3 separate regions of the Mus musculus genome follow, and all the other regions are linked to region 1. The links are chromatin loops, found by intact Hi-C in ENCODE. Cell type or tissue: left cerebral cortex. All regions are shown on one strand. Links, peaks and the distances in the headings refer to the core of each region. The heading gives the core; the rest is flanking DNA.

The links. Hi-C counts contacts between places; a loop is a spot of excess contacts. Peaks named below come from ENCODE experiments on the same cell type or tissue, not always from the same donor. Only the 100,000 strongest peaks of a DNase experiment are listed, where the experiment ranks them.
Region 2: it touches region 1 in a loop (3-fold over the local background); 3 of 42 quality-filtered maps call a loop at or near these places.
Region 3: a loop joins it to region 1, with 2.8 times the contacts of the local background. A loop is called at or near these places in 3 of 42 quality-filtered maps.

What each region holds. Positions count from the first base shown.
Region 1 is chrX:7,676,211-7,684,403 of GRCm38, reverse strand. Magix (MAGI family member, X-linked) reads left to right here and starts at 3,315. Exons shown (of 6, transcript NM_018832.2): 1 at 3,315-3,454; 2 at 4,358-4,504; 3 at 7,202-7,284; 4 at 8,068-8,193. The coding sequence starts at 3,406. In left cerebral cortex, for the core only: CTCF peaks have their summits at 4,428 (motif pointing left) and 5,236 (motif pointing left); DNase peaks (open chromatin) are centred at 4,451 and 5,220; H3K4me3 peaks cover 662 bases.
Region 2 is chrX:7,308,440-7,316,632 of GRCm38, reverse strand. The region is part of intron 2 of Clcn5 (chloride channel, voltage-sensitive 5); the gene reads left to right. Among named protein-coding and RNA genes, the nearest start is that of Clcn5, 6.8 kb to the left of the region's middle. In left cerebral cortex, for the core only: no CTCF peak of the experiment used is centred there; DNase peaks (open chromatin) are centred at 1,359 and 4,039.
Region 3 is chrX:7,318,640-7,326,832 of GRCm38, reverse strand. It overlaps Clcn5 (chloride channel, voltage-sensitive 5), which reads left to right and starts at 7,475. Exons shown (of 14, transcript NM_001243762.1): 1 at 7,475-7,727. In left cerebral cortex, for the core only: a CTCF peak has its summit at 4,373; a DNase peak (open chromatin) is centred at 4,342.

The DNA of each region.
Region 1 (8,193 bases), core at 1,700-6,699:
TTTACCCACTGACCCCTGCAAGGAGCTTCACTTTAATTCTTTTTTTAAAATAAAATTATTTAATAAATTGAGGGGGAGGTGTGAGAATGCTAGGCACACATGCATGTGGAGGTCAGCGGATAACCTGCAGATGATTCCCTCCTAACGTGTGGGTCCTGGAGATTGGAACCAGGTCATCAGGCTTGGTGGCAGCAAATACCTTTACACAGTTAACCATCAGGTCACTATTTATTTATTTATTTATTTATTTATTTATTTATTTATGGGGGTCTCTCTATGTAGCCCTGGCTGTCCTAGAACACATTATGTAGACCAGACTGGCTTCAAACTCACAGAGATCCTCCTGTTTCTGCTTTCTGAGTGCTGATATTAAAGCCACCACAATTCCTTTCCTCATTCACGATTTAATTAAAAAAAAATTAACAATTGCCGGCCAGTGGTGGTGCACGCCTTTAATCCCAGCACTTGGGAGGCAGAGGCAGGCAGATTTCTGAGTTTGAGGCCAGCCTGGTCTACAGAGTGAGTTCCAGGACAGTTAGGGCTACATAGAGAAACCCTGTCTCAAAAAAATTGTTATGTGTATGGATATTTTGTCTGCATGTATATATGTGCACTGCATGCATGCCTGGTGCTGAAAGAGGCCAGGAGAGGGTGTGAGATACCCTGGAGCTGGAGTTAGATGGTTGTGAGCCACCATGTGGGGGCTCGGTATCAAATCTGGGTCCTCTAGAAGAACAATTAGCGATTAAGCCATCTTTCCAGCCCCAAACACTATTTTCTGAGATAAATTCTCTCTCTGTATCACAGGCTGGTCTTGAAATCATGATTCTCCTGCTTCAGCCTCCCAAGTGTTGTGGATTATAGGCAATTGGTTTCATACGCTTGATAGGGTTTGAATATAGTATACTAATAACCACGAAGCTATCATTGTAATGAAGATACTGAACATAGCCATCCCATCAAGTGTTTTCTATTAGCTCTTCCTCATTCTTCCTTCCTCACCCTGGACCCTTCTCAAGGCAACCTCAGGCCCATGATTTGACATTGCACATCAGTAGTATGTATTTTACTAGATGATTATCTAAGTAAAGTCATACAGCATGCCCTCTTTACAGAGGTTTGTCTGGATTCTTTTATATACTATAGTTATTTTTGGTGACTTTCTTTTTTTACAGTGCTGGGTATAGAACCCAGGACCTCAAGCTACTTGTGTACTCTATACTACTGACCTATACCTCCAGTCCATACCATAATCATTTTGAGTTCAAATTATTCATCCTTTTATATCTCTAAGTTGTGTGTGTGTGTGTGTGTGTGTGTGTGTGTGTGTGTGTGTGTGTGAGAGAGAGAGAGAGAAAGAGAGAGAGAGAGAGAACTAGGTAGTACTCAGTGCCTTGTTTATGCTAGACAAACACTCTGCTCTCTGCTACAACTTCTAACCTCAACCACATCTTTTGATAACGTCTCCATTGGCCCTTGCTGTCTTCTGAGTGTGTACCAAATTTTGTAGCCAAGTTGTGTAGCCAAATAACTCTGAATTTCTGATCCTGTCTCAGCTTCCCAAGTAGCTGAGATTCAGGACTGTGCCACTACACCCAACATTTAAGCTTTGGTTGTTGTTTGAGATGGGGGGGGGGTCTCACCATGTAGCTTTGGCTGGCCAGGAGCTCTCTGTGTAGTCAAGGCTGACCTTGAACTCACAGAGATCTGCCTGCTTCTGCCTTCCCAGTGCTGAGATTAAAGGTATGTTCCACTATGCTCGACTAACATTTTAAAAAAATATGTTTTATGCTTTAAAGTTCTTGAGGCAAAGAGTCTCACTGAGTTACCCAAGCTGGTCTCCAATCCCAAATCCTCCTGCCTCAGCTGCCTGAGTGCTGCAACAATAGGTGTATATCACTATATCCAACCCACTGCATCAATACAGCAGTTTGTGCACTTATCTACTGATGGACTTTTGGGTTGTCTCCAGTTTGAGGCTGTCAACAAATGCTGTGAACTGAGTTACAAGCCCTTTCCCTCCTTATTAAGGCTCTAACTCCCAAGTGACTGCAGATAGGGTCTTAGGAGGAATATAAGGTTTTTTTTTTTTTTTTTTAAAGATTTATTTATTGATTATATGTAAGTACACTGTAGCTGTCTTCAGACACTCCAGAAGAGGGAGTCAGATCTTGTTACGGATGGTTGTGAGCCACCATGTGGTTGCTGGGATTTGAACTCTGGACCTTTGGAAGAGCAGTCGGGTGCTCTTACCCACTGAGCCATCTCACCAGCCCGGAATATAAAGTTAAATGGTTATATAAGAAGAGAAAAGTTCTCTCTCCTTTCCCTCTCTCTCCCTCTCCTCCTTCCCCTCCCCTCCTTCTCCTCCTTCTTCTTCTTGTGTGTGTGTGTGTGTGTCTGCCATGTGTATGTATGCATGTATCTCTGGAGGTCAGAAGAGGGAGTCAGATTCCATAGAGGCAGAGAACTTTTTGTTTTTGTTTGTTTGTTTCTTTCTTTCTTATATGTGTGTACACTGTAGCTGTCTTCAGACACTCCAGAAGAGGGCATCAGATTTTTGTTACAGATGGTTGTGAGCCACCATGTGGTTGCTGGGATTTGAACTCAGGACCTTTGGAAGAGCAGTTGGTGCCATCTCACCAGCCCCCTTCCTCCTCCTCTTCCTCCTCCTCCTCCTCTTCTTCTTCTTCTTCTTTCTCTCTCTCTCTCTCTCTCTCTCTCTCTCTCTCTCTCTCTCTCTCTCTCTCTCTCTGTCAACCCAGTGTAAGGAGGACAGCTAGAAAGCAGTTACCTGCAATCCAAGAAGGAAAGACACACCCAGGACCAAATTGGCCAACATCTTGATCTTTCATTTTCCAGTCTCCAGAACAAGAGGGAATCAATTGTATGTTTATGGTTGCCCAAGTGTCTATGGTTCATAAACACTCATACTCAAGTCTTTATGAACACTCTGCATGCTTTTAGATAAGTACTCCGGAATGGAATGGGTAGATCACATGTGTATATTTAATTTGTTTTCTTTCTGATTGTTTATTGTTTAATTTTTAAAATCCTGCCAAGTTGCTTTCTAAAGATAGTGTACCATTGTCCATGTCCAGCCGGCTACTTGAATTCCATTTCCTGCATATCTTGTTTAACTCCGGCTTTTCAGTTTTAACCAGTCTCCAGTTAAGAGAAGCAGATGTACTTGGGGCAAAGCAAGGCTAGACTCTGACTTTACAGCTCCCGCAACCAGGCCTCCTTGCCTGCGGCCAGGTAGGTCACCTCCTGGTCCGGGCGCCAGGCCTGGGACTGGCCAGACAACAGCAGCGTCCAGGCCTGGGCTAGGAGCCAGGTGAGCGCGCCCCTGCGCTAAAAACTAATCATCGGGCTGCCCTGAGTCCACCAGGTTCACCACAGGCCATGGACTCTCGCGCTGGGAACACGGCAGACCCTAGAGGGGGCAGAAGAGGTACTGGCTTGGGTGGAAAAGAGAGAAAGGGAAGGAGCCGACCCAGGCCACCCACTCCTTGCTTGTGGACTTCTAATCATTTCCACCCCACAAGTGGTAAACATCAGCGTTGGTGCCCAGGCAGTCCTGGCAATAGCCAGGGGCCCAGCGATGAAAACCTTGTTTTAGGTCCCCTACCTATAGTCTCCAGGCTGTGTGTGTGTGTGTGTGTGTGTGTGTGTGTGTGTGTGTGTGTGTGTGTGTGAGAGAGAGAGAGAGAGAGAGGGGGGGGGAGGGAGAGAGAGAGGTGGGGGGAGCACATCAGATTCAGGAGACCTATGTCATGAGTCTAGGAAGAAAGCCTGGAGGCATCTGCTGGTCCTAGGCAGGCAGGGTGTGTAGGGAATTAGGTGGGTGGGCTGGGGATCTGAGGAGGTGGGGATCTGGGGATGCTTGCACTCGGAGGGGACACTGGGCCTTTAAGGGAACTCTTGGGAGTAGCAGGGATTGACCAGTGTACTGAAGGTGAAATTGGGGGATTCAGGGTTGTTTGCAGGGAGGAGTTTATGTGGGAGAAGCAGGGTCCCTGGACACATGGCGAAAGAAGTTTGACATTTAGTGTTACTAGGGGACAGTATGGTGACCTCCAAACAAATAAATCTGTTGAGTGCTCAGAGGTGTTCAGGTCTATTGCTGTCAAATGGCTACCTTCGGGGATTTTATGGGGTAAGGCAGCGGGCAATGTATACACTTGCGGCGGTCAGGGGTCCTAGGAGAGGAGGGGACTGTCGGGCAGCCCTGAACAAGTGACCGGGGATCTCCGGATACCTGGAGGGGCATTTCTAGGTCTTGGACTTAGAAATCACTCACGTCGGGACTCCAGCGCTCTGAGTCCAAGACGACTTGTCTCCTTCTCCTCTGCAGGAGGTGGCTTACAAGGGTCCAGGAGTCCCCGAGCTCGGCAGCTCCTGGAGCGGCTGGATGCGCGCCCCCTGGCGGCACGAGCCGCCGCGGACTTGACAGCGCTAGTACGAAAAGCGGGCGCCACATTGCGCCTGCGCCACACGGAGGGTAGGTACAAGGACTTGGTAGGGCGGGGCAGGAGGGGCTGGGCTTCTAGCTAGCCCTGGGACTGTTAGAGAGTGTGATTCCACCCGGAGGGTTCAGAGGCAGCGAGACCGTGTGAACTAGAGTTTATTCCTTTAGGTTTATTGCGATAGATGAGTTTCAGGACATTTGTGGAAAGTGCTGGACTGGATAGTTATTAAGGTCAGCGGGGCTCTGACTTGGCATTCGCAATCTTGAACACTTGGTAGCTGTAACTACCGGCAACACATACACAAACAAACCTAGGTGTAGGAGGGGGCCTAATTGGGAAGAATAGTTAACAGGACTGGGAGCAGATTAAGAGTACATAATGGGGCTGAGCAGTAGTACTTTAATCCCAGCACCCAAGAGAGGTAGATGCAGGTGGATGGATCTCTGTGAGTTCGAGGCCAGCCTGGTCTACAGAGCAAGTTCCAGGACAGCCAGGGTTACAACAGAAACCCTGTCTCGAAAAGCAAACAAACAAAAAAAGTGCATAACAGATGTAAGATTGATTTCAATACATTTTATACATACGTGAAACTGTACCAAATGTCATTTCCAAAGAGGAGAGGAAATGTCATTTCCTTAGAGGAAATGATTTCTTTGTAAAAAGGTGAGTCTGAGGGCTGGAGAGATGGCTCAGTGGTAAGAACGCTGCTCTTCCAGAGGTCCTGAGTTCTGTTCCCAAGCAACCACACGGTGGCTCACAACTCTCTTTAATGGGATCCCATGCCCTCTTCTGGTGTGTCTCAAGACAGCTACAGTGCACTCATATACATAAAATAAATGCATGAATAAAGACATCTTTAAAAAATGGTGAGTCTGAAATGCCAAAGTGTGGAAGCTCTGAATACATTAGAGGCAAATTTTTGTTTGCTTGGTTTTGTGTGAATGTGTATGTTGAAAGATATCATTTTTATTTAATTTTTTCCTGCTCCACCCCTTAATTTTATTTTAGAGACTGGGTCTCTCTATGTAGTCCTGACTGTCCAAGAACTTACTATGTAACCCAGGCTGGCCTAGAACTCAAAGATCCACCTGCCTCTGCCTTCTGAGTGCTGAGATTAAAGGCGTGCGCCACCACATCTGACTTATTTATTTTCAAGTGTGTTTGTGTTGGTAGGTATATACATGTGAGTTTATCAGATTTACCAGTTTCAGGCAGTTGTGAGTCTTCACATGTGTGCTGGGAATTGAACTCTGGTCTTTAGCAGGAATAATAGGAACTCTTAACTACTGAGCTCTCTCTCTAGTTCCTTGTTTTGTTTCATGAGACAAAGTCTCATGATGAAGACCACGTTGGTCTCAAATTTGAGCCAATACTCCTGCCTTAGCTTCTAGAATGCTGGGGTTAGTCTTCTGCTGTTGGTTCACATGTGAGAAATGAAGTGAATTTTGCAGGCTAATTAGAGGTTGTGATCTAGATTCTCAGGAAATAAAAATCTTGAAATGGCAACTTTCCTAGAAGGCCTTGCTTTAAAAAAAATATTGTATTTATTTAACTCTTGGGGTACTGGGACCAAACTCAGGATGTGGCACATGCTGGGAACTCCCATTACCAATAAGCTACAATCACACTTAGGGTGTTGCTTAACGCATACAGCCTATGTGTTCTTCCTTTCTTCCTTCCTTCCTTTCTTCCTTTCTTTCTTTCTTTCTTTTTTTTTTTTTTTTGATTTTTTCGAGACAGGGTTTCTCTGTGTAGTCCTGGCTGTCCTGGAACTCACTCTGTAGACCAGGCTGGCTTCGAACTCAGAAATCTGCCTGCCTCTGCCTCCCGAGTGCTGGGATTAAAGGTGTGTGCCACCAACGCCCAGCTGCCTATGTGTTCTTAGCATCTGGAAGGAAGATATGGAGGACTGATCACATGGATGGCAAAGGATTACCTAAGAAGGAGCCAGGACAGCTATTTCTGTAGGGTCAGCCTTAAAGATTGCTAGAGAAGGAGAATGGTAGTGTGGTCCCTAAATAGTCTAATGGTGGGCAAATCTGTGTGAGTTGCACAAGTGGGCAAATAGGTGAGGTTGAAATGTTAGCTGGTGGGGCTAGAGAGAGATTGTTTCATGGTTAAGAGTACTGGCTGCTCATATGGAAGAACCAGGTTCAATTCCCAGCACACACACATGGTAGCTCACAATCACAATGTCATTCCAGTTCCAGAGCATCTGACATCAGGTACACATGTGGCACACAGACATACATGTCAGCAAAACACCCATACACAAAAATTAAAAGAATATTTAAGGGGCTGGCGAGATGGCTCAGCGGGTAAGGGCACTGACTGTTCTTCTGAAGGTCCTGAGTTCAAATCCCAGCAACCACATGGTGGCTTACAACCACCTGCAATGAGATTTGAGGCCCTCTTCTGGTGCATCTGAAGACAGCTACAGTGTACTTATGTATAATAATAAATCTTTTTTTAAAAAAGAATATGCCAGGCGTGGTGTGCATGCCTTTAATCCCAGCACTCGGGAGGCAGAGGCAGGCAGATTTCTGTGTTCAAGGCCAGCCTGGTCAACAAAGTGAGTTCCAGGACATCCAGGGCTATACAGAGAAACCCAGTCTCGAAAAACCAAAAATAAATAAAATAAATAATATTTAAAAAGTTAACCCAGGAGTCCTAAGTTGGTTTCCATGTCACATCTTTTGATGTCCCTCTTTGTCTCTTTCATATCTAAGGTGTTAGTGGTCTGGATTCTGCAGATATAGAAGTCACAGACAGTCGCTTGCCTCATGCTACTCTTGTGAAACATCGACCCCAGGTACTTAATGCTATGTCCTGTGTTAACCTTTTGCTTCTGTTGAGTTTTAGACAGGGCATCTTCTGTAGCCCAGGCTGGCGGGAACTTGATAGGTACACTAGGCTATCCTCAAACTGAAGGTGATCTCTCTGCCCTAGACTCCCCAATGCTACAATTATAGGCATGTACTTCCTATACTATGCTGGCCAGTCTTATGTCAACTTAACAAACGGCTGGAGTTATCTGAAAGGAGGGAACCTCAACTGAGAAAATGTTTCCATAAGATCCGGCTGTAAGACATTTTGTTAGTGATTGATGGGGGGAGGGCTCAGCCCACTGGGGGTGGTGTCTTCCTTGGGCCAGTGATCCTAGATTCTATAAGAAAACAGACTGACTAGGCAATGGTAGCACACTCCTTTAATCCCAGCACTCAGGAGGCAGAGGCAGGCGGATCTCTGTTTGACACCAACCTGGTCTACATAGTGAGTTCCAGGACAGCCAATGCTACCCAGAGAAACCCTGTCTCGAAAAGAAAAAGAATAAAAGCAGGCTGAGCAAGCTATAGGTAACAGGCCAACAAGCAGCACCCTCCATGGCTTCTGAATCACGACCTGCCTCCATATTCCTGCCCTGTTTGAGTTCCTGGTTTGACATTTTGGTGATGAACTATGATGTGGAAGTATAAGCCAAATAAAGCCTCCCCCCCCCCCCCCAAGTTGCTTTGGTCATGGTGTCTCATCTCAGCAATAGTAATCCTAAGGTACACACCCAGCTAATTTATGTATACTCTTGCCCCTTTTCCAGCATCAAAGGTCTGAGACTCTAGGTACATGGACGGAGCCACTTCCAGTAACCCAGAATAAGGCAAGCTATGCTTTGAAAGTACCCCAAGCCACTGGCCGATTTTCTGTGGAGCTGACCCGAGGTCCG
Region 2 (8,193 bases), core at 1,170-6,169, 370 kb after region 1:
ACTGGTTTTTCCTCCTGCTGTCTTCCACCCCCACCCCACCCCCAGTGCCAGTAGCTGCCAGGCAGCTGTTTCTTTAATTTAACCCTTTCTTTACCAGGGTGGTGCACATTCATTTAAGAGAAGCTAGAATATTCAAATGATTCTCAAGTGGATGTTAGTGGGAAGCATTGAGAAGAATTTCCTTCAATTAAATATGTATTTCTGGGGATTATTTGTGAGGGGATGATCCATTTCCCCCCTATTTGTGGTTTTCATTTGTTTCAATCAAATTCATTTTGTAAGATTCTTGGAAATCGGGGGAGACACACTTTGCTGCCTCTCAAGCTTCCTCTTGTCAATGAAGACTTTTGTGGGCGGGGCGGGGGCGGGAGCGGGGCGTGGCATTGAATAGCTCATTGAATCTTATGTGTATATTTATATTGGCGCTAGAAGGAAGATGCTCATTTTCATGTTATAACGTACCCAAGAGCCAAGCTCAACAATATTTTAGGTGATAAATTATATCTCTTGTTGCGAGTTTCTATCTCATGCAAAGTTGTTATTTTTAGTGAGGTTGGACATCAGTCTCCAGGATGATCAGAATTTTCATTAGCATCTTATGATGACTACAGAAGAAATGCGGGTTTAAGAAATGATTGACAAAAACTACCGAACTATGTCTGTGACCCACAAAAGGTTCAGGACTGCTTACACGAAACAGAGTTTAAAAAAGATAGCTTCAATATCTGTGAATGGCCAGAAGCTAGATTTGTCTGTGAGGTTCATGAGCCTTTTAAAAATGTTCTCTTGGGTTTGTGATTTAAAACATGCACATACCCAAATGTAACAAACAGCTTTGACATACATGGATTGTCAGTTTAAAGATGTGTTTTGAAAGGAGATTTGGCTTGGATGCTGGATTTGATGGGTATTTCTCACAAACAGTGAGGTGGCTCAGTGGGTAGAGGTGTTTGCCACCAAGGCAGACAACTTGAGTTCTGTCCCTGAGATCCATATATGATGGAAGGAGACAACAGATTCTCACAAATTGCCCTCTGACCTCCTCATCTGTGGCATGTGGTGTGTGCACGTGTGTGTGTGTGTGTGTGTGTGTGTGTGTGTGTGTGCGCGCGCGCGCGGTTAAATCCTAAGACGTTCTTTTCCTTCACCAAGCAGACTAGAGACAGGAGGAAAGCGCAGAAGCTTGGCTTCCTCCTGATCTGGGAAAGGCAGACTTAGGAATAAGCTGGGCCCCAGGGAGTATTACCATAGGGAAGGTGTAAAGTGAGATGCAAGCCTAGAGAAAAAGCATGGCGAACTTTGCGGTTTGAGTTGCTCTAAAACTGAGTAGGAGGTGGCCATATGGCTACGTGAGAGAATCGCGTTCGAGGCAGACAGAGCGGCACTGTTCAGGAACTTCCAGCTTGCTTTGTTTGCCTGGTGTGAGATGAATCAAGGAAAGGAGTCGGAGGCCAGAAAATAAAGAACCTTGTATGTTCTAGGAAGGCTTTTTATACTCTCTCCTGGAGACAAAGATTCTAAACAGGGAAGTGACAGAAACAGATTTGGTTTGAGAAAGATTCCCTTTGGCAGCAGTGCTGAGCTGAGGGGGTGCTGGAGACAGGAGAAGGCTGCACTCATTGAGATGCTTTCTCAAGTAGAGGTTTAGGGGAAAGGTAGTGAGGGTCTGAGAAGAGAAGCAAGGGGAGTGCGCTTGGAAAGCGTATGGTGAGTTCCTGCATGCTGCAAGACGGGCCTGAAGAGCTGACCCTGGACTGACGGCCAGCTTGGGTGTGGAAGCTACAGTGCCCTTCTCCAACATGGGAAACATGAGAGGTGGCTGGAGGGGAGGCTAGCTGCTGGTGTACTAAACTTTTGACCTCCTTAGCTCCTTTTGATTCCTTTGGGCTGTCAGGTTGATGTTTCAAAGGCATTTTTTGAAAAAGTATCCAGTCCAGAGTGTGTGCAAGTGGGGACTGCTTTTGTTTCTGGTGATGTGTGTGAGTTTGTAGTTTTCCACTCCAGTTGTTCTGATAGTGTTGTCATGTTTAATGATTAATAATTATTAATAAATGAAATGTCATATTTTCTTAGCAACATTTCTTAAGAGCTGAGGCTCTGCAACATGATCTGCTTAACTTTAAAATGGACTGAAATCTCATTTTTTTGATTGTTGAGAGGGAAGGGTTCTACATAATTTAGCATTTAGGATCACTGCAGTTTAGTGGCTGTTTGGGGGCAACTTTTAAAGGGGAAATGATAGTTCCAAAGTTAGCCACGTGAATCTGGATCGAACTATTGGCTTAATGGCTTGAGAGCTGTGAGGCTTTGGGCAATTTATTTGAGCCCTCTGTGATTCATTGACCTCCTTTGTAAATGAGCATGAGAATAGAACTTAGTATATACGGTTGTGAAGATGGTTTGAGTTAAACTTGATACTATACAACTGTACACCCATAATCTAATCATGAGACACTTAGAATGTAATTTAGTGTGTAAATGTATTCATAATTTAGTAATAGCTATTCCTACTACTGCTGTCACCTGATAGTACTATTGTTTTACTTTAGTTTGGATGGGACTGGAGCCTTATTCTGAAGATGTCATTTCAGGTTGTCTCTGGAAGCCTAGCAAGATAATAGTCTGTTTGGCTCTTCAGGTAGAGATTTAGATCTGAGGATAGTCTTAGGAAACAAGAAACTCCATTGTAGAGTCCAGAATGTCCAAGATCAGATAGGTATTACTTGAGCGGAATGAGAGGATTTGAAATCAGTCTTGGGATTCTCTGTTATGTTCTTTTCATGGGTTTACGGAAGAGGGAATCTGTCCTCAGTTCAAGGAAGCTTTTGCACTCATTTCTTGAGGCAATTAGTTGGGAAATCTCAAGAGCTAAAAATCTCAAACCTTCCCCTTTTTTGGATCATTGTTGACTAATTCTTAATGGAACATCTGATCAGAAATCATGCACCTCTTCGACATGGCCAACGGTATTATTTTGAGCTCACTCAATGGGGTGATAATGCATAGTCTGGCTACTTTAAACACAATATGCAGAGGGTGCATTCATATTTCTGATAACTGAAAGTCAGTGTTAAAAACATCAGGGGGTTTGCTCTAATGATTGAGAAAACACCAAAGAGGAGACGTGTTAGTTTGAAGTTAAAAGGAGACTCGAGTTCATTATTTATAACTTTACTGAACCCAAGTTATATACTGGATACTACTAGGCCCCGCAGATGCAGTAGTCTAGGAAAACAGCTACAGACTCTGAGCTCCTGGAATTTACCAACTAGGATAAAGGTAACATTTCAAATTAGTAAAATAGTTTATTTAACAAACTTGCTGAAGTAATTTTGAAAAAATACATATCTACATACATTTAGAAGGATTAAAATAGTTTTAGTACTAAAGGAGGGAGGCTAGCAAAATTTTCTGTGCTTTAAAACATATTTCTGCTCAGGTCTCAGCCCCCCCCCATTGGAATTCATTCCTAAGACTTCAGCATTTAAAGGAGCCTTGTGAACAATTCTGATGTCTAATCTTGTTTGAGAACTGCTTCACTAAGTAATTCAACATTAAATGAGAGTGAAATGATGAAAGAACTGAAAACTAGGGAATGACATAATCTCGAAGTAGATATTTATATGCTTAATAGCAAAGGTAGACATAATAAAGAAAAAGATTAATATCACTAATTATGTAATAATTTAAAACTTCTGCACATACCACAAATAAAGTTAATGAGAAAACTAGGAAGAATTGCATGCAGTCCATTGCATTTAACACAGGAAGAAAAAGCACGTGACTATTTTGCTAGAAAGGCACACAGTGACTGGGAGGGAAATCTGCACAGAGAAACATATAAACAGAGAAATTCAAGTGACCAGTAAACACGAAAAGCGTACTCTCCGTTGTTGTGAAAGAAAGGGGAATTAGAATAGCATACAATTTTCTCCAGTATAATTTTGCAAAGATTAAAAAAAAAAGAATGGCAGAACTCAGAGTTGGTAAAAAATATGAGGAAGCAGCTGTTCTCACACACGTCTCCTGAAAATGTCAACGGAGAAATACTTTTAAAATGTTTATAGTTTGAGTGGGTGAGTAGGTAGTTATTTTCTTCTCTCTCTCTCTCTCTCTCTCTCTCTCTCTGTGTGTGTGTGTGTGTGTGTGTGTGTGTGTGTCTTCTAGAGACAGGGTTTCTCTGTGTAGCCCCAGCTGTTCTAGAACTCGCTCTATGGGCCAGGCTGGGCTCAAACTCAGAGATCTGCCTGCCTCCCCCTGGAGAGTAGTTTAATACATATTAATTTATCCTAAGGAAAGAATTAAAGATGGTGCTCCAAGGATATATGAATGAATATATTAACTGTAGCATTTTCAGTGTTTGGAAAATTGGTGACATTTGTATTCTATTACAGTCATACAGTGGAATACTGTAGTTTCTAAAAGTGATAGTGCCCTACTTATTGGCTTAGAAATTGATTTATGATATAGTGTTACATGAGGAGAAAAGCAGATTTCAAATGATTAATAGTTAAAAGTCTGGTTCATTGTGTGTATTAGTATTTCTCAGCTCCACCCTCGCTAATATATTAAATGATAAGATAGTTGCTAGCCTAATAGTTCCCAACTCCTGTGCTCATCAGTATTGTGGATTAAAAAAAAAAAACCTTGAAACTGGGGCTGGAGAGATGGGGCTGGCTCAGCAGTTGAGAGCACAGGTTGATCTTCCAGAGGACCTGAGGTTGATTCCCAGCACCCACATGGTGGCTCACAGCCATCTTTAACTCTAGCCCCGTAGGAATTTGACACTCTTTTCTGGCTTCTGAGGGCACGGTGGTACAAAGGTGAACATGTGGGCAAAATAGCCATACACATAAAATAAAATAAAATAAAATAAAATAAAATAAATTCAGACCAATTTAATCTGATTCTCTCCAGGTGTTGTGTCATATGCCTTTAATCCTGAGATTTGAGAGGCAGATATCTATGAGTTCAAAGCCAGCTGGTCTACACTAGTGACTTCTAGGCCAGTCAAGGCCACATAGTGAGACGATATCTTTTTAAAAAAATGATTTTCTTGGAGTGGGTGGAAATTAATTAGTATTTTTAAAGCCCCCCATACCCTCATGATTTTAATGTACAATCAAATTTGCGAATCACTAAGTAGTGGTTGAAAGGATGAAGTAGGGAAAGTTACTGTTTCATATATGGGCTCAATGTAGAGTAGTAACTATTATTGTTATGATTTTAAATTATTAATAGTGAGATACCACTTTCATGTATGTTTTTATGTCCACAAATGCATAATACCAACAAAAGTCTGAAAGGAAAGCCAGGCATAGTAATACAGTTCTATAATCCCAGCACTTTGGAGGATGAGGCAGGAGGATTGTCCTGATTTCAAAGACAGCCTGAGCTATACCACATGGCCTGGGCTATAGTGTGAGGCACTATTTCAAAACAACAAAACCAGACAAGAATCATCTGCAAGGATACATAGAAAATTATTTAATAGGTGTAGCTCATTAGTAGAATGCATGTTCAGCATATTCAGCGTCCTAGGATCTATCCCCAGCACTGCAAAAACAGTATTAAATTAAAGATTCTGAGATGCACATGTCTACAGTCTTAGTACTCAGAAGGCTGAGGCAAGAGGAGCACCTGGGTTACGCTGTGAAATCCTGTCTCAAACACAAAACAAAATAAATTATAAATTTACTTTATTACATGGATTTCTTGTTAATTAATAAAACTTAATTTCTGAAGGAAGTATATACACACACATACGCACATTTTTACCTTATGATATTTATAGTACAAAAACTAGATATAGTTTCAATAATGGGCAATGCATATAAATTATGGCAGGTCTATATAGTATTGTATTTGGCCATAAAAAATGAAGACTAATGGCCTGTTGTTGTGATTCCAGTACTTGGGTGGTTGAAGCAGGAGAAATAAGAATTCTAGGCTATCCTAGGCTACAAAGCAAAACTTGTCTAAAAAAATATCAAGACTGATGTGGTAAATGCTTAGGAGAGAAATCCACACTAGAAGAAATGCTCCAAAGACAGTGCCTTGCTCCAAGTGCTAGGCTGAGCTTACGGTTTTCGCTGTCTTTGATACATTAGCTTATTTTTCAGATTTTGTACAAGCGGCGTGTATTGCTTTTAAAAGCAGCGAACAAGTAATTTGGAAAGGAGACAGAAAAGACTGTGGACTTCCAAAGAATGCCTAAAACAAGTAGCACACAATTGGGTGTCTGCCTCAGTTATGTGTCCCATCATACCTCTGACTAAGAAGCAAAAAGAAACCAGGCCCCAGACTGTTTGCTTAGAGCAGGCTTTTTGCTATTAACACTTCCACAAGGACACTTAATTTTTGGCTGCCTCTACAATTGATTAAAAAAATAATCTCCTGGGAGAGTGAAAGTGGGGACAAAGTGACTGTGCAAAGCAACATGGGAAATGACAGAGCATCTGATGAAAATTACATGTGTGAAAAGAAAGCAGATTGTACTAGAATTCATAGTTGCAATGGGAAACCAGTCTGCAGGCCTCAAATTCGAAAACTAGAAATTTAGACCTTGTAGGTTTTTCTTTTCTTTCTCATCATAGTGTATTTGTAAGTATTCCAATACTCTAGTGATTTGGCTAACACAATGGTAGGCCAAGATGGAGTGTTAGAAAGTAGTTCAGGAGTTGATTGCAGAGGTTTGCTGTGAAATCTGGATAGTCTGGCTTGCTAATTGGACCATTATTACCTAGAAAAACCCATCTGCTCCCGACTTGACCAAAATAGGAGCATCCTTTTGACTCTCAGAGTCAGGTTTTTATGGTAGTAGCAACGAAGCAGCATCCACCCCATTTCCCTCTCTGTCTGGCACGGTGCCTCCCTGTGGCAGGCGCTCAAGAATTAAGTTGTCAATTAAAAAATACAAAGAAGTTATAAATATAATAAAAATAAGTAAACAAAGGCATTTTGTCTCGCTTTCTCACTTTTCTCCAATTCCTCAGAGGGCTCAAAATGAATGGGGAATGAATTTTGATGGCAAGGATTGAAGCAGAAGTAAAGGAAAACACCTTTTCAGAAATGTTATTACCATCTAAGGTTCTTTCCCAAGCACACAGCTGTGGAGGAAACCCAGGGCCTGGTATCTGATATGACTGGATTTGAACCCACTAAAATTACCTCCTTTTCAAAAGACTAAGTTGTTTCATTGTGGGTCAAATATAGTCTTAGGGAGACAGTCACTTGGCTTTTGTCCTGGCTCTGTCACTGTTAGCTGTTAGCTTTGAGCAAGTTATTTAATCTTAAGTGCCTCACCTTCATCACCTATAAAATGGGGTCAGTAAAAATAGCTACTAATTAGTCTATCGGTGTAACAACTGTTAAAGGGTGACTGGAAGGATTGAATGAGTTAATATACATTTATAGCCCTTTCACCATTGCCTGAATATTGTTCAGAAGTCACAAACGCTACTAGTATGCAAAAGATATATATTATATATAATATACAGTATGTATTTATGAACGATAATATTTACTCCATGTAATTGTAGATGTGATTGAGTTAACCATAGAATTGTCAGTAGCTGTAGGACAAGAAATACCTATTGAAGGGTATTGAAGGGGCACTATTATTCAGGAAAGTGATCTTTCGTGTTATCCAATTCAAATGTTTAATCTTGCAAAGGAAGCAGCTGAGACCTAGTGAGTTACTCAAGGCCACACAGTTGTCACAGAGTACCTACAGCCCAGTCCTGGGGCTCCTGATAATGACTCCCCTTTTTGTCTTGTCTATTTATCCCTATATTACTGTGTTGTCTGCATTTGAGGCTGTGCTAACGTGCGTGTGTGTGTGTGTGTGTGTGTGTGTGTGTGTGTGTGTGTGTGTATGGTGGTGGGGTGGGATTGAATCTAGGGCATTAGACACGCTATGCAAGTACTCTAGCCCCCTACCCCCGAGCTCTATCTCCAGAACGTTTACATTTTATTTTCATTTTGAGGCAAGGTCTCATTCACTTGCCTAAGCAGGGCTTGAACTTTTGGTTTCCCTCCCTCAGCCTCCTGAGTCATTGGGATTGCATGCCCACATGTACTACCAAGCTGGGATATCTGCCAAATGTTTATCTTTCCTTACTGTGTCTTACTGCTACTGTGGAGCGTTTTCCTTTAGCTCTGAGAAAAAATTCTCGTCATGAGGTTTCTGGG
Region 3 (8,193 bases), core at 1,449-6,448, 360 kb after region 1:
ACTTCATACCTTCTCCTCTCCCTTCAAACCTTTAACACCTCCGCATACATCCTCATTTTCAGCCCAGGACCTGACTTCCGGTTTCAGAGAGAAAATAGAGGCAATCAGAAAACAAAGCTCGCAAATTCGGGTTACCGAATCTCCTCACACACTTAAATCAGTGCATATATGCCCCCCCCACCCCCAGTACTGCTTGAGGAGAGGTAGCCCCTCCACTTTTCATGACATTGCCTCCTGGCAATTTTCTCTTCTCTTGCTTTCTTCAGGTTCTTCCCTATTAGCTACAATCATGTTATTGTCTCCCCCATTAAAAGCATTTTTTAAAAAATATTTTGAGTCAGTATGCTTTAGCTCTCATTCATCCCACATTTTTTGCCCCCCCCCATTACAGCAAGATTACTTGCTAAAATTATCCATTGCTAAAATATTCAATATCTGTAACTCTGCTCTTTCCATTTTTTTGGTACCCATTTATTTTGAATTACATAAATCCATGGAAAGTTGCAAAAATAACACAAAGAAGCCTTTTGTAAATTTCACTTAGGCCTTTCTAGCAGTTACACATTGCTGGCTATACAGTGGTGTCAAATCTGAGAAATCAACATAGATAATAATGCATATTCATGGTTCTACGCCACTGCATCACATATGTAGATTGGTGTAGGCTGATGATAACTAAGACACAAGTGAGCCAAAACCCATCATCCTTCTCTACCCAGTTAGAGCCACATCCCTTCTCTCCCACTGTCCATTCCTAACTCCTGGTAAGAATGAACCTCTTCTCCATCTCTGTAATTTTCTGATTTAGAAAATGTTGCATAGGCCAGTGAGATGGGTCAACAGCTTACTGAGAAAGTGTGACCCCTTGAGTTTGTTTCCTGGAATCCATGTAAAGGTAGAAAGAGGGATGTGACTCCACAAAGTTGTCCTCTGATATTCATACCCTTGCTATGATATGTGCTTACATGTCCTGTCCTGCATGCATGCATGTACACACACACACACACACACACACACACTAAAACTATAACATTAAAGAAATAAAATGCGATACAAATGAAATTCTACAATAAAATAACCTAGCTAACTTAAAATTTTTTATGTGTATAAATGTTTTGAATGCATGTATATCTATGTATCATATGTGTGCAGTGCACACGGAGTCCAGAAGAGGGCAGCATATCCCCTGAACTGGAGTTATAGAGGGTTGCTAGCTTCCATGTGGATGCTGGGATCAAACACTAGTTCTTGGCAAGAGTAAAAAAATGCTCTTAAATTTTCATTCAGTGTATTTTGATTATATTCACCCTTTCTCTCCTAACTTCTTACATATTCTTCTCCACCTTCCTACCATTTTGTTTTTCTCCTTTAGATAATTTATTCATTTGCTAAGAATTTCCACTTTTATTCATTTGAGCCTATTTGTGATATCAGTTTGAAGCATTTTTTTCCCATAGAGCAGTTCAAAATCCTTTGAATTATCGTTTCAACATCTGTGCCATGTGGACCATAGTATTGGTTGACTTTTCTTTTAGAATTTGAGTTTCTCCTGGAATGTTTTATGGCCCCACTCTTTCCTGTTCTCTCCTTGCTCTTTTACCCATTTCATGGTGGGTGACAAACGGTTAAAGAAAACCAAAGTCTGACCTCCTCCTTCCCTGAATCCACTTGGTTTTTGCAACTCCCAGTTACTTAGGACACAAACCTTGGCCATTCTTGTTTTTTTTTTTTTTTCGTACTATCTCACATCCAATCCATCAGCAAATCCTGATAGGGCAGCCTTGGATGAAAATGCAGGCTCTGGCTACTTCTTATCATCGGACTGCAATCGTCTTGCTCCAAGCTTCCATTATCGCTTGCCTAGCTTGCGAAAATCTTCTCTGCAGAGTTGTTTTTCTTTCTCCCTTTGTCCTCACTTTGTAACTCAGTAGGCAGAATAGATCTTGCAGTCATTTCAGGAAAGAAAGCACATCTTGTTGTTGTTTTCCTAGCTGCTCTCACGCCTCCCAAGCTTCCCAAGCCGTGGATGAAACAGGAAAAAAATCTTAACATGGCTGGGCAGGATTGGGGAGGCTTGGAGGTTTCTAACCTTGGTCCCAACTTCTGTTTTCCTAGCTCACTGTTTCTACCATGCTACTTAGTCCCCATATTGTCAGGCAAGATTGTATCTGACCACCTTCCCACTTTTTTTTCTCCCTTACCTGAACAATTAGCAGCAAGCCCAGGTTTCTGTGCCAGTCACAGACTCTACACATTGAACTACACCCATGGCCCTAGAACTCAAATTATTTTTTTGTAAGAGCAGAAAGCTTTGTCTACTCTCTCTCTCTCTCTCTCTCTCTCTCTCTCTCTCTCTCTCACACACACACACACACAGAGAGACAGAGAGAGAGAGAGAGAGAAAGAGAGAGAGGGAGAGAGAGAGGGGTGAGAGGGAGAGAGAGAGGGGAGAGGGAGAGGGAGAGGGAGAGGGAGAGGGAGAGGGAGAGGGAGAGGGAGAGAGATTCATAGGATAAATACATCTCTTAAGTCTGAGCCCACACGTTTGCAGCATTGTATAGCATGATCGCATGTGTAGTTAACAAGGTGTTGTTAACCAAGGCCACGGTAAAAACATGTAGTGCAACACAAGCCATTATTGCTAGATACCCGTAACTCATTATTTGTTTCCTCTTGAATTAATTTTTGTTTGTTGCATATTCAGAAATCCTTTACTGTTGCCAAGTTGTTGTTATTGTTGTTGTTTTTCCTGACCCTCACATTCAGCTCTGTGACCCCCATATAAAGTAGTGACCAACAGTTTAAGAAGCTGGGAGGGAGCTAGGGAAATCTGTTCATTGCCTTTTATTCTGCTTCATTTTTCTGAAACTAACCTTGACATTTCTTGAGCACTCTAGATGTTTGGCTTTGAAATTAATGTCCCAGCTGGTACAGAGCATGCTTAGCAAAGTTTAACCCTTAGCATCACAAAAATAAAGACAAAAGTGGCATTGGGAGATAGCACAATAGTGAAATATATGATAAATACAAACAATACCAGAAGCATTCAGGCTTTCCCTTTCATGGCCACACAGCTATCTCTTTGGGCCTTTACTTGCAGTGTTAATTTGAAGGTGAAAGAAGTGCTTGTAGCCATGATGGTTCAGAGAGCACAGTGATGTGCTTTTGTGACATGAGTGCTTTTTCATTATGTAGACGATTTCATCATATCACTTACGTATAATTGACTTTTAACAAATGGTTGTCAACTCTTTCAACATTTCATATAATTTGTTTTGATTGTATGCACCTCCCCCTACTCCTTTCTCTACTCCCTTCCTTCTCCACTCCATCTCCCTACCTCCCCTCAACTTTGTGTCCTTTTTCCTTTTTAAAGCAATAAACAATTGAGTCCAGTGTTTGCTGCTCATAAACTCTCAGGTGCGCAGCCATCGAGTGGAGTGTGCTGGACCTACCATGAGCTATGCTCTTAAAGAAAACTTGACTCTCTCCTCTTCAGAAACCATCAGCTTGCCATGGCACGTTGGTCAGGGGTGAGCACATACTTGGGGACCCCTTCGGGGTCCATGTTGAAATGTTGAATAGCTTGATTTTGTGGGTCTTATGTCTGCAGGCAGCCACAGTGGTTTGAGTTCCTGAGTGTGCGGACCCTGATGAGTTCAGAAGACACTTAGGTAGTGTGTCCATTTAAGCAGAATCAAACTCATAGTTTATTATATAGTCCACACTGGCCTGGAACTCAAGATCGCCCTGCTTTAGTCGGCAGAGGAGTGGGGTTACAGGAATGAGTCACCACAATTTGTAGCTTTTAAAGAAACCATTAACTTTGCTTTATCAGCACCACAATTTAATTTCTTCGCTTAGAAAAATAGACATTTACATCATCTCCCTACAAATATTTCCCCTTAAATCTAAAGACCTTAATCAAGGAGTCTTCCTCACTACCACCATCACCGCCGCTACCACCATCATTATCATTAGTACTAGGTAACATTTGTTAAGTGCTGATTGTTAAGTGTTTATTGATACACTTAAACATTATATAAGAAACCTGGTAACTCAAAAAAAAAAAAAAAAAGAAGAAGAAGAAAAAGAAGAAGGAACAACAACAACTAATACGTCTCTACGGCTGGGTTGTTTTGAGCCTATGCAGTCTGACTTTAGAGCCTGCTGTCACGACTTTTTTCTTTTTTTAACTCACAAAAGATGAAATGAAATGTGTGTGTGTGTGTGTGTGTGTGTGTGTGTGTGTGTGTGTGTGTGTGTGTGTGTGTGTGAATTGGGTGTGTTTAAATATTGGAGCCCTCCAAGCTGTTGGCGGTCAGTGGCGACACCACGTGGCTATATTTATGTATTGCAGCCACGTCATACTCTATGAGACTCTAAGCCTCTCAAATAATCCTACAGATGAAGCAAAGGCTCTTGTCTTGGAGGGATAAACTTGCTTCCAGTCAGCCTGCCCTTTTTCATGCCCCTTTATCAGAGGAGACTCTTTTGACCGTTACTTGTATTGTAGTTCCTCGGGGATTGGGGTGGGTGCTTCCTCATCAATGCACAAGTGAGCTCTTGTTTTTCTCTCCTGAAGTGTTGAGCAGGACAAAAAAGACAGAAAAGAGAAACTTCTCAAAAAAACAAAACCAAAACCAAACCAAAACCAAAACCAAACCAAACCAAACCAAACCAAACCAAACCAAACCAAAAACACACCTGATTTCAGTTCTTAAGGAAGAGTCCTAACAAAAGGATTGCCTTGTTCAAACGTTTTCACTATTGGGCATATTAGTAAAGTGCATATTTACCATGCACAAATCATGTGTGTGTGTGTGGTGTGTGCTCGCACATCACACATCAAAGCAAACTTCCTCAATTCTTCCCCCATTTGTTTCTGAATCAAGTAGGAATATCTGTCCAGCATTCCCAGTCCTTCTAATTTAGCCTCGGTTCCTTTCCATTCACACCACACACAACCTCTATGCTTCGATACTGTAGTGTGGTATGTAGTAATAGGCTGGAGTGTAGGTGACCATGGTGGTTTAAAAAACCCCCTTTGTCCTTTTCAGTCATAAGCTAGCAGCATCTTGCTGCCTGCCACTTGTTATCACCCACTAGTATTGTCATCACTAAATCACCCCATGTGTGTGGAGGGCATAAACGAAGCTGGCACACAGAAGCAGCTTTGATTTGGGGCTCAGGTATAGAGCTTTAGATAAAGGCCTACCTGGATCCAACATTTCATATCTACTCCAGGGTTCCCAAGAATGCAGAGCTCTGGATTCACTCCACAGTCCAGATCCACACAGTGATGATCAGGGTTTGAGCTTATGGAAGCATGGCTTCTTTTGAAATTCATCTAACGTTTAGTCTTCTCCCATGACCCTATCTTTTTTCTCTGTGAGATGACCATTTTTTTTCCTGTTAGGTTTTGTATTAAAATAAGCCCAAAACTTCATTGTGTTTGATTATAGCTTTATCTCTGGAAGCTTTGCATGGCTTGGGCTCAGATACAGGTTTTATATTTCCAAACCCTTAACTTATCCAAAGTAGGCATTCAAAATTCACTGAGCATACATGGCCTTACTGAATTTTGCTCCCTTGTGTTAACATTGCTGATCTGCCAGGCAAGATGTGCCTACTGGTGTAATAGTGGCATGTTGATGGCCACTTTCTGATTGAAACCTTTATCACAGGAGAGAATTTTATGCCTGATACTGTAACTCCATGTCTGGGTCACTCCTTGGGTAGAACCTGCTATTTTAATTTAGCTAAATGATTGCCTTCCAAATATTAGTGTCTATAGCTATAGATCTGGGCTGTTCTCAACTTTGGTCTGAGGAGCTTCTTTTTGCCATGAAACACAGAAACTCACAACTGGCCAAAGTTCTGAGAAGAGACTGAGTGCTCAGCCCGAAGTCTAAATGACAGAATTCTCAACCCTACCCCCACCCCCAATTAGGCCTAAGGGCCATCTTAGAAGAGGAGATTGAAAGAATGCAGGAGCTGGAGGATGCACAGGAGTGCTGTAAAAGACTGTCCTTTGTCCACAAGGTCACTGACTCCTGAACAAGACCAAGCCACCAACATTCCTACAGAGATGGGAGAGGTGATATCCAGACTCTATTTCTTACTGAGATTCCATTGGTAGTTGATAGCTTCCCACCTGGGGAGAGAGAATTGCTCTTCTTTGAGGGTGTGACCTCTGGTAGGTTTTTCCTGGTCTGTCGAATGGTCCCACACTCTTGCAAATATGGGCAGCACTAACTGGATTTATTGGGTTACTAACACAAGAAATTTGAAATTATGAGGGGAGGTGTTGGGGGAAATATGGATTTCTTGGGGAGAATTGGAGGGAGCAAATGGAAGCGTATAAGATTATAGTTTATTGTATACTTGTATAAACTTCTCAAAGAAAAAAAAAGTCTACGGGTGTGGCACAGGTCTACAATCCCAGCGCTTGGGAGGCAGAAGCAGCTGAGTATCTGTGATCCCAAGGCCAGTTTAGTTTACATGGTGAGTTTCAGGCATCCAAGGCTAAATAGTGAGTCCCTGTTGCAAGAAAAAAAAATACTATTTACTACAGTGGATTTTGAATTTGAATACTTGGCTTCTAGGTAGATTACTTGTGTTGATGATGTGGATTCCAATCTTAGTTCTTGCAATAAATTAATAGCTGCACTCCATTTGTATAACCTGTTCATTCCTCACAAGGATAGGATAGTTCTTCTAATTATTCGGAATGGCTTTGGAGACAGAGAGACCTCAGTTGGAATCTGAGCTTTATTTTGTGTTTTGTTTGTCTGTTTTTGAGACAGCATCCTGCCTTCAAACTTACAATATAGCCTAGGATGACCTCGCATCGATTCTCCTGCCTTCAACCTCAAAGAATCGGGATTAGAAGTATATGTCACCTTGAGTTTTCGCTTGACAATGATTAAATTGGCAATAATACCTATAAGTAACTGCAGTATAGATTTCCCTGTGTTGGATTAAATTGGCCCCTGCAAGCACTACTGTATTTGATCACTATTCTTATTGCTACTACAGTGTGAGATTGGAAAAGCTATGTAACCTTTCTGAGCCTCTGTATTTTTATGAGGGAAAACGGATAATGACACACTCTTCATGAGTTCTTGTGAGCATTAAATGAAACGAATAAAGTATATTAGCCAGAACAATGCCTGGCATAAGGGAGGCTTAAATTTGTGGTCTGATGTCCGCTGTGGGCAAGATACTCAGGATAAACAGTTTGTTCTAAAGACAAAAGCAAAACCAAGGTAGGCAATCTGCAAACAATGAAACCGAAGGGAGCATTGCTTTTTTTTTCCCCCAAATGCAACTGACACGCCCCGCATTTGGGTTGGATCCGCCCAGTCCTCATTAAATATGGCTGCAAGCCCGACTACCCTATTGCGGTTGCGCATGCCGAAGCTCCTCCCAGCTGCTGCTTCTCGGTGGCGCTTTCCCCCCTGGCCGGCCCGAGGTGCCTGGAGCGGGCCCTCCGTGGCGCGCATGCGCAGACGCCGTCTTGGCAGAGCTAATACTCCAAGGCGCCTGTCACATGAGCCTCGCTCCCGCTCCGCTCCCCCTCCTCCCGGCTGGGCTGTGTGAATGAAGCTCTGCCGGCTACGTGGGGCGCTAGCTCTACTCGCCGTGTGGAACGCCAGAGCCGACTGAGCGCGCTGCCCACCGCCGGTGGACACGGGCTCCGCCGCGCCGGACCTCGGTGACAGGTAAAGGCAAATGGGCTTCCCTTCCCCAACAGGTCCTTCCCGGCTCACCGGCCGCCGGCCCACCCGAGGAGCCCCCCGGTACGGCGAGCAGGGAAGAACGCTCGCCTGCCACCGCGGTCCCCGGAGCTGGCGTTCCCTCTGCCCGGCCGCCACTGAAGGAGGTGGTGGACAGCCTGGTTCCTGCCAGAGCGGGGCGGCATCTCCTCGGCAGCCCAGCCCTGTTCTGGGGAGCAGGGTCCCCAGGCTGCCGATCGAAGTTTCCTTGCCAAGCGGCGCCAAGCCCACCCAGCTTTGAAAGCGGGGAGCTTGGCTGCCCGCGTCGCTTCTCCAGAGGACAGGGCTGGGGCGGCGTTCGCTGGGAAAGCGCAGCCGAGGCCAGGTTCGGCTTGCTCCTGCTTTGGACCCGCCACAGGTTTCTAGGGCTTCTTAGCGAAGTGCAGTCCAGACGGTCTGGGCGAAGAAGTTG